Regions from separate parts of the Homo sapiens genome. Here region 1 is linked to region 2. A link is a contact called in ENCODE Hi-C or POLR2A ChIA-PET data. All regions are on one chromosome and are shown on one strand. Each heading gives the region's core, a stretch centred on a gene start or an enhancer-like site at or near the end of the contact. The rest is flanking DNA. Distances are from core to core; before and after follow the strand shown. Region 1 holds the start of DCAF10 (DDB1 and CUL4 associated factor 10). Region 2 holds the start of DCAF12 (DDB1 and CUL4 associated factor 12).

Region 1 (5,004 bases), core at 2,273-4,772, 3.7 Mb before region 2:
ATGATATGCTTATATGGTATAAGCGTACCATATAGTTAGCCAGAGTTCCTGAAGAAACTGGGACTATTTTCTTTAGGAACTCTGGCTAACTATATGGTATGCTTTTTCTCTCTATGCTCTGTGTTACTAAATCTCCTTTTCATATTTTCAATCTCTGTGTTTTCCAGGTCTGTATTCTAGTTAGTTTCTTTGCTTCTATTTTCCAATATGTGAATTATCTCTATAGCTGTGCCTAATGTGTTCTCATGGAGGACAGTTTGACAGGGTCTGACATACTATAATTTATTAACATTATCAATTTTACTTTTTCAAAATGTCATTTTAGAAGGTGATACACTTATTTTGACAATGTTTCTATCACTTAAAACATTTTTTGAATTCTTTAGAAAATACCTTCTAACCCATTTATCTTTTTTATTGCCAAATTCCTTATATTGTGGTCTCTATTAAATTCATAATTTTAATTTTTACATTCTGTGTCACCCCCTCCTTCTCTGTATTGAGAAGTCCTTGAGGGTGACAGTGGTTATGCTACCTGGTAAGCTGATTTAACTCATATTTAACTGAAAGATATGAGAAATTACCTCATTTAACACGGATATGTCATCTATCTGTAAAATTACTTTAAGTCCTACACAAATGTAGGGCATACTAGATGAAGTAAGAAGACTGAAAAATTAAAACACTGAAGTATTTTCACTCATCACCCTGATAAACATGAAAAAGAATGGCAGTATGCAGTGTTGCCAAGGGTATGAGGAGACAGGCATGTGTCTAGAATGTAGGAATCAGAATATAGTAATGAGAATTAGTATGATCTTTGCAGAGGGCAATTTAACAATAGATATAAAAATCTTCATAACAATAACTCATTCTAGGGATTTATCCTAAAGATATAAATATAAAATATTTGTTCAAAGAGGTTTTATTTAAACTAATGAAAAATGTTAATGTTGTAGAAATATATTTATTAACATAAGCAGTTCACAATTTACTGTAAGAAAAAAAGCAAGCTACAAAACAGTGATTCCATGTTTATATTAAAATAAACATACACAAATTAAAAATTTCCTTAGATATCCATTTAATCTCTGGGATCATAAGCAATGTTTAGGTATTTTTTGCTCATTTATTGCCTAGGTTTTACACAATGAGCATATATGTTAATTGTGTAATTTAAAATTATGGAATTAAGTGCAAGAGTTCCTAACCACCTTTTACAAAACTGTTATGAGAAAATACATTCTAGATTCAAACAAAAACTAAGCAATATATCCCTTATTCTAACAGCTCTAAAATCTGTTCTTCTCATTATACTCCCACCTAAAATCCCACATCCAAAAAGTAGAAATAGCTGCTTCTGAATTCCTGAAAGTATCGGTAGGAGGTTGGGAGGAGAGGGGCCGGGATATGAAGAGAGAAACTGAATATTTGAGGACAGACTGTTCGTGTTTTGAGGGAAACTTTAGGAATAGGGCTTGGCTGAAGGAAGGAGGCTGCGAGGTTCCATGAATAAGTTTCAGCAAAATAGTTTCTCCTCTCACCAGTTTTCCACCTTATTCAGGTGTGCATCCACTGCTACATGCTCCAACCAATTGCTGTTGAGACCCCAGAGACCCCAGCACCACGTGTGATTAGGAAGCGCTTCCATCATTGAAATGGAATAGAGTCTACTTGCTCACAGTAACTCCTGTTTCTATTCCTTTGCTCCTTCCTTAGCAACTTCAGGTCTTTCTTCAGTAAAATTTTTTGCTTTGTAAACCTATTTTTTTTCACCTCCTGTAACATGATATGCTGCCCTTCTACGACCTTTGACATACCAATCATCTCCATCTGAAATACTTCTATCCCTTTCCCAACCCTATCTTGACTAATTTATTTCGTACTCATTTTTATTTTCATTTAGGTGCCACTTCCTCAGGGAATCCGTGAACACAGTGTCCATAACAGATTCCTTCAAGACTTTATCTCAATTAACAAATATATTTTATGCATTATTTAGTAAGGCTATCTACTATCTAGTTGAACCATTAAGTCCCAGGCTCAATGAAAACAGTGCCATTAGCTGGTTTTGCTCAGCATGGTTACTCCTGCATTTGGAACATAGCAAGTGCTCAACAAATATACGCCGAATGAGAGAATGAATGAATGAACAACTGAGTAAACAACTAGCAACCGAGAGGCTTGGTGGGGTAAGAATTACATTAACTATGTCACCTCATGGTGGAACTGTGCACATTTTTTCTTTTGATGGCGGACTTGTGTACTGACAAGACAAAGTTTTAAATAGATACGATTTTGGAAAGTTCCCTTTAAAGCAAAGCCATACAATAAATATTTAATCAGCCAAGAAAAAGGCTGTAGTCTAGCCTGGGGACTTCACAAATGACCCAAATCATGAGAGCCACGTCTCTACAGTGTCTTAGTACTGTATCTTCCTTGAGCAAAGGAACGCACTTGCCCCATCATGGCAAGTTCAGGTACAGAGTGCAAGGAATCTACAGCTTTCCTACCCCGACACAGGTTTAGGTAGGAAAACGCGAGCCTAGGATGATGGGGAGAAAGCGGGCATTTATTCAAAATGTATTTACTGAGCACCTACTGTGTACCAGAAAGCCCTAGTTGTGGGCTGGCTCTGACAGGTCCGCTGTGTAGCTTCGGGCATTTCTCCTTCACAGAGCCCAAGTCCTGAAGGCGAGCAAGTGGGGCCCCGCCTGCCTGCCTCAAAAAGCTGGGCTGGGGATTCCAAGGGCGAGAATGCGCTTCAGAAAGTGCCAGGAGGCACGAAGGCCAGCGGCCCCAAACGGCCTCGCTAACCTCGGCCCGGGCGCGGGGAGCGAGCCCAGGACGGCCGTCCGCTGGCAGCAGAGCCGGGCGGAGGCGGGCGCCCGCCCTCCGAGGGGCCGCGCTTACCCGTCGGGCGAGTACTCGAGGTTGAAGACGGCGCCGTGGGTGCGGGTGCTGAGGTACACCGAGTCCGCGGGGTGGATGGAACCGTAGAGGCTAGTCATGGTGCGAAAATTGTCCCGCGCCGGGTCCACGAACAGCCCGCGGCCCAGGCTGCGCTCTTTCAGCCACCCGAACAGCCTAGCGCCAGGGCCGCCCAGGCCCGCGCCGAGGCCGTGTCGGCCCCGGCTCTTGGCCCTGCAGTCTGGCCCGGGCCGCCGGCACGGAGGGGAGGGAGGTGACGGCTCTCCCGGGGCGGAGGCAGTTGAGGACTCCGGAGCTCCAGGCAGCCCTAGCTCTCCGGAGCGCGGGGCCGGGGACAGCGATGGGGCGCCGGGGCGGCGAGGGCTTCGGGCGGGTGGAGGGGGATGGGTCGCATCAGCCCCGGGATGTAGTGGCGAGGGCGGCCCGGTGGCTGCTGCCTGCCCCTCGTGGGGCGTCGGCTCCTCAGCCCCGGCTCCGGCCGATCCGTCCCCTCCAGGGCTATGGGGCCCAAAGGGAAACATGATCAACGCCCCCGCCCCCCGCTCCGGGCCACTGCCCCGCCGGCCGACACCTCAGTGCCCCTGTTCAGCTGCCACTTCCGGCGTGCAGCGGCCTAACCCCACCGGCTGGAAACCCGCGCCGCCCCTCGGCCACCGTCCGCCGGGGACCGGGAAAGCTGAGACACCGCCGGGTTTGGGGCGCCGCAGTCCCGGGAACGGAGGTAGGGAGCGAGTAGTTACCTGTGTGAGCGACTGAGCATCTGGGCACCTGATCTGGGTGGCAGAGTCGGTCTGTAGTTGTCAGTGACCGGTGGCCGCGTGCCTGGGGATGAGTGGCCTGACCAGTCAGTCCTGTGAGGCTGAGTATGTACTGGTGTCTCCACTTTACACTGGGATCAGCGAGGGATTAAGAATTAGTGCATTACGTGCAGGCCACACACAATAGGTGACATGCCACTCTTTTTTTTTTTTTTTTTTTCCGAGATGGAGTCTCGCGCTGTCGCCCAGGCTGGAGTGCAGTGGCGCGATCTCGGCTCACTGCAACCTCCGTCTCCCGGGTTCAAGCAATTCTCTGCCCCAGCCTCCCGAGCAGCTGGGATTACAGGCGCCCACCACCACGCCCGGCTAATTTTTTGTATTTTTTAGTAGAGATAGGGTTTCACCATCTTGGCCTGGCTGGTCTTGAACCTCGTGATCCACCCGCCTCGGCCTCCCGAAGTGCTGGGATTACAGGCATGAGCCACCGCGCCTGGCCAGCATGCCCAACTCTTAAAGGCACAACAAGTTCAGGGTGACCACAGGCAGCTTCTTCCAAAACCTATTTGTCACAAGGCAAAGGAGAGACTGAGAGGAAACAGGTTTGGATGTGCTACCCAAGGAATGGCTGAGATAGCCAGTCTGTGTATCTGGGCTTAAATGAAAGATGGCAAATAGGTGATAGTTACTTTTCTGGGTCAACTTGACTGGGCTAACAGATGCCCAGATAGCCTGGAAAACCATTATTTCTGTGTGTGCCTGTGAGGGTGTTTCCAGGACAGATTAGCATTTGAATCAATAGAAGATCTGCCCTCACCATTGTGGACAGGCATCATCCTATTCATTAAAGACTGAAAAGGAACAAAAAGGCAGAAGGGTGATTTAACTTTCTCTTAAGTTGGTACATCCATCTCCTGCCCTTAGACATCAAAACTCGGTTCTGCGGGCTTTGGACTTGGGGACTCATCGTCAGTTTTCAGGCCTTCAGTCTTGGACCGGGAGTTATACCATTAGCTCCTCTGATTCTCACACCTTCAGACTCAGACTGAATTACACCACCAGATTTCCTGGTTCTCCAGCTTGCAGACTGCAGATCATGGGACTCCTCTACAATGATATGAACCAATTCCCATATTAAATGTTCTCTTATATCTATATCTCCTATTGGTTCTACTTCTCTGGAGACCCCCTGGATGGGTCCAATCTACTGTAGCAGCCTACTTGCCTGGCATTCACACTCTTCATGTGTATGCCAGCACGTATATTCTACTGAACCCATCCTAGAAGTCCTAGGCTGTCGAATTTTGTAGCTGTTACT
Region 2 (4,682 bases), core at 648-3,147:
ATACAAAAAATTAGCCAGGCGTGGTGGCGGGCGCCTGTAGTCTCAGCTATTCGGGAAGCTGAGCCAGGAGAATGGCGTGAACCCAGGAGGCGGAGCCTGCAGTGAGCCGAGATCGCACCACTGCACTCCATCCTGGGCGACAGAGCGAGACTCCGTCTCAAAAAAGAAAAAAAAAAATTAGCTGGGCAACGTGGCGAGCACCTGTAATCTGAGCTACTCAGGAGGCTGAGGTAGGAGAATCACTTGAACCCAGGAGGCAGAGGTTGCAGTGAGCCGAGATCGTGCCACTGCACTCCAGCCTAGGCTACAGAGTGAGACTCCATCTCAAAAAAAAAAAAAGAAAAGAAATCGCGAGCTCTGCTATAAGGTACATTTGGGGATGGTTCCTAGGTTGTGAAGATGAAGTAAAGGAACTTTGAGAAAGAGACTGCAGCAGTGCCCAGTGTGCCCCTCTTGGCACTGACAGCCCAATCTGAGCCTAGAGATTCTCAAAGGATTCCAGACTCTTGCCCAGGGGCTCTTGGGTCATCCAGAGCATTGCGGGGCAAGACAGAATTAGAACAGACTCAAAAAAGAAAGCTGACCCACTCCTGACCCACTCACTATGTGCATATCTCTAAAGGGACAGGCCTGACCAAATAAGATGGAGCTGCCTTTCGCAAGACATTAGGGGTTAGTGGTAGTGCCGACTTGGGATGGCAGGAGACCCTGCTTCAATCTGGTCTTTGATTCGGCTTGGAAAACAAATCCAAATCTCCTTGTTGACAGAACTTGAGATGGTCCAACAGAGCTCCTTGGAGGTATGAGGCCTGAGGCCTGAAGCCTGAAGTGACCAGCAGGTAACTGGGCACCACAGCCTGAGGCCAATCAGCCCCAAGCAAGAGCATCCTGCTTCCTCAGAGGGTTTGTTTGCTTGAGGAAAGCGAAGGCTGGCAGTCATATTCCTTCAGGATCTTCCAAAAATGTTGGCAAGGGTGATCCTGATGAAGCCCCCTTGTTTGGAGGCCAATGCCAGCTCTAACTGGACTGGCAAGCCAAAAATGACCACTCTCTTTCCTGTAGTTCAGAATTCCCGACCTGCCCTAATGGAGACGCAACCTGAATCCAAGAGTGAGGCAGGCAGCTACAGATAAGTTTACAGCGTGATGACTACTTCATAAAGCACAAAAGACCATGTGGTTTAGATGGCAGGTCATGGAAATCTAAAGGGAATGGTGAAGTTGCACCGTAAGGGGAAGGTGACTGAGGAGCTGAAACTGACTGAGGGGCTGAAGCATTTCGGACAGGAGAAAGGATCAGGAGGAGACAGAGCGGAGAATGGAGCCTCAGGGCTACCCAGCGGTGGGAAGAGGGTAGCCAGAGACTCGTAGGGCGGCCTGGGTTGGTTGTGCTGGGCAGGTTCTCAGTGGTGGGAAAGTCTGGCCACACTGCCCTGACTTCCTGACTGGACTTCACCTCGAGGGTGGGAGCGGTTCCTGCCCCCCACCCCCCCACCCCCCTGTCCAGCCCTTGGAGCCAGGGCACGGTTTGTGACAGATTCAGGGAAACGTTTGGTGCCAGATGGGAGGTAACCGGGTTAAGGCCTGCACTAGGGAGGATTCCTTCCCCCAGCAGCACTGGTGGTCCTCACTTCCGGGTGCCTGCGGATAGGCGGGCTGGGGTCGGAGGTCGGCGGCCAGAAGCCAGATTCCCTTGGCCCCAGCTCGTCCACTTCCATCCAGCAGTAGCCAAACAACCGTTGAAAATGGCCTGGCGGCGGCCGGGAAACACCAGAGAACTATCTTCCAACCCCTAGATCCCGCCCATCTCGTTCCGGCGGTGTTTCCGTGGCGACGCTATCCGAAGTGCGGCTGCGCAAGGGTGACGGCGCGCGAGCAAGGGGGAGGGGGTGTTTTGGTTCTAGCCGCTCGCCGTCCTTGCAGGCTCTGCCGTCGGAAAGCCGCTCATTCTCGCTTCCCCTTCCCTTTCCCGGCTCAAGTCCTTCCTCTCTCTTTCCTTTCTTTCCGCCTATCTTTTTTCTGCTGCCGCTCCGGGTCCGGGCCATTTTCCGGGCCGGGCGCACTAAGGTGCGCGGCCCCGGGGCCCAGTATATGACCCGCCGTCCTGCTATCCTTCGCTTCCCCCGCCCCATGTGGCTGCGGGGCCGCGGCGGCGCTGCCCACTATGGCCCGGAAAGTAGTTAGCAGGAAGCGGAAAGCGCCCGCCTCGCCGGGAGCTGGGAGCGACGCTCAGGGCCCGCAGGTGAGGGTTGAGAGGCCGGCACCTGGGTGGTGAGGCTGAGGAACCAAGATGGGCTTAGGGTCCGCAGATCCTGCGACGGGAATCGGGGTCCAGGGTCTGCAGTCAGAGGCAAAACAGGAATGGGTTCAGGGCCTATAGGGTCAGGACTGGACCCTCGTTAACTGGAGGGCAGATAGGCCAGGGCGGTGAGGAGCCAAAGGGGAACTCAGGAATGGGACATAATCCGCGGGAGGCCTGCATTCGTGGATAGGGCTTGAAAAGAAACCAGAATCTTGGCTTTGGAGGAAGGGGAAACCGAAGTTAAGGGAATCGGAAACAAACTCTGGTAGAGTGAACTCTACCTTCCATGGGCCCTAGGAAGCTGGGATGATTGCGTCCCTCCTGGAAGAAGGAAGTAGTCTCCCTATATGTATACCCAACCCTGAGCTGGGCCTTTCGGCGTTTGGACCCCAAAAGAAACAACAGTTCCCAGGTATCATCTCTATGCCGCCCCCTTTGGAGGGGAAGGCCTTCTTGGACATAGATATGGCCTCTGATTTCCCGGGGGCCTACTACCCCGTTGGCGGTTGATTTTTCGAATTCTGCAACTGCCTGGAGCGCGGGCATGATGACAGAGGAACGGTCATTGATGATGCATCCCTGGAAGACCTGGGAGCCAGGTCTGGCTCCTTGGACTGTATCTTCCGTGCTCCAGTGGGAGTACAGACTGAGAGGGAGAAGGGGGCTGGGTAGAGATGCAGCCCATGTCGGTATGGGAATCACTCTACCTCTCATTTCCTTCAATCTTTCACTCCTAAAATGTCTAGTAAACCTTTTAGTCTGTTCTATTCTGCATTCATTCCCTTGACTTTCAGCCCTTGTAATTCACATTGGTAAGTTTGACTGTGAGCAACATCTTTTTAATGTTGGAAGAGTTAAACGACTTTCTGGATTGAGATTCTTGTTCTCTTGTGTTTGTATTTGTGTTGTTTGTAAATTCTGCAGTATGAGTTATGAGTTGGTGATTTCTGTAATACAGTAGGATCTGTTCTGAAGAAGAGTAGCCAAAGCCCTGATTTCTAATGTTGTTTCCACAGTTTGGCTGGGATCACTCGCTTCACAAAAGGAAAAGACTTCCTCCTGTGAAGAGATCCTTAGTATACTACTTGAAGAACCGGGAAGTCAGGCTACAGAATGAAACCAGCTACTCTCGAGTGTTGCATGGTTATGCAGCACAGCAACTTCCCAGTCTCCTGAAGGAGAGAGAGTTTCACCTTGGGACCCTTAATAAAGTGTTTGCATCTCAGTGGTTGAATCATAGGCAAGTGGTGTGTGGCACAAAATGCAACACGGTAAGTGCCTGGGGGGATGTGACCTCTCTCCTAGGTCGTGGATATATTGCTCCACTTGCTCTAGAACCTCTGCTAGTTTTCCCGTCTGTTTCTTTTAGGAGGGACTTGCCTTACTCTCCTTTCCATTCTTTCCCGTTGGTGACTTCTTCCTCTTTTCGTGTTCCTTTTTTCACTCATACATTTCTTTTCTGATAAGTCCTCAAAGGAGTGTATTTCTTCAGGCCCTCTCTGGATGTGCTGCTTCTAGAGGGTTGTTTGTTTGTTTGTTTGTTTTTGCCTCATATTTTTATGCTGGTTTTTAAGTCATAGGCCTCAAAGGAAAGATTTAAGAAATAATGATGCTTAGAGCATCATTCAGGATACATAATAGTGAAAACAGCCTAAGAACGTATGTCGAAGTATTTAAAATAGCACACTTGGCTGTTTTTTAGTGAACAGAATCTAAAAATGTATAAACTGAAATATGAGAAATACATGAACTGTTTCCTATAAGGAAGGCAGGGAATGTGTGTCTGGTAGTATATTTCAGGGTATAAGCATTAGCTCTTTGGAAAGTAGCCTTTTTAAGAGTGAATAGAAAGACAGTTATAAATGAATGAAGTGAAAAATTTCTCAGTAAGCTTTGTAACCAACCCAATTATAGGCCAGGATAAAATAAGTCAAAGAGCAGAAACGTTTGGAATAGAGTCCACGAATAGCATGATGTCACAAGACTGGCAAATGAAAAGAGGCAGGGCCTAGGGCCTAGGGGTGGGAAATGATTACGCCCAGCCCTCCCTCGGTTTTCACCTCCCCTGTGTGAATGGACAAGTAATGTCATAATGTGTGAGTAAATTGACCCTGGAATGAAACACATTTTGGATCATTAAAAGAGAGAAGATTGCTCTAGATCAAGAAAGTCTTAAGTACTAGGAGAAGTGTCTGTTTATAAAGGACATAGGCAAAAATTTAAACAGTTTTAAGGAAGGAAATAATACCATGGTGGTTGGTCTGTTTATAAAGGACATAGGCAAAAATTTAAACAGTTTTGAGGAAGGAAATAATACCATGGTGGTTGGGGCCAACCTTTCGTTTCCTCTTCTGTTGAGGAGTCGCTTGTCTTACCCAGAA

What was found. A loop is a pair of places that touch in the nucleus more often than their neighbours do. ChIA-PET counts read pairs that join two places held with the same protein, here RNA polymerase II (POLR2A). Pooled maps may share reads with other maps.
Region 1: a map with no recorded cell type shows a loop between it and region 2 (10-fold over the local background). The contact joins the promoter of DCAF10 here to the promoter of DCAF12 in region 2. A Hi-C loop is called at or near these places in 1 of 37 single-sample maps with no recorded cell type and 4 of 50 pooled maps. POLR2A ChIA-PET finds 5 or more read pairs at or near these places in 1 of 52 experiments (Panc1).

Annotation. Positions count from the first base shown.
Region 1 is chr9:37,799,315-37,804,318 of GRCh38, reverse strand. It overlaps DCAF10 (DDB1 and CUL4 associated factor 10), which reads right to left and starts at 3,522. Exons shown (of 7, transcript NM_024345.5): 1 at 2,914-3,522. The coding sequence starts at 3,452. LOC105376037 (a long non-coding RNA gene) reads left to right here and starts at 3,428. Exons shown (of 3, transcript XR_929599.3): 1 at 3,428-3,652. RefSeq lists enhancers at 2,391-2,440, 3,392-3,993 and silencers at 2,751-2,810, 3,031-3,550.
Region 2 is chr9:34,123,913-34,128,594 of GRCh38, reverse strand. DCAF12 (DDB1 and CUL4 associated factor 12) reads left to right here and starts at 1,897. Exons shown (of 9, transcript NM_015397.4): 1 at 1,897-2,241; 2 at 3,318-3,572. The coding sequence starts at 2,164. RefSeq lists a silencer at 2,163-2,212 and an enhancer at 1,647-2,348.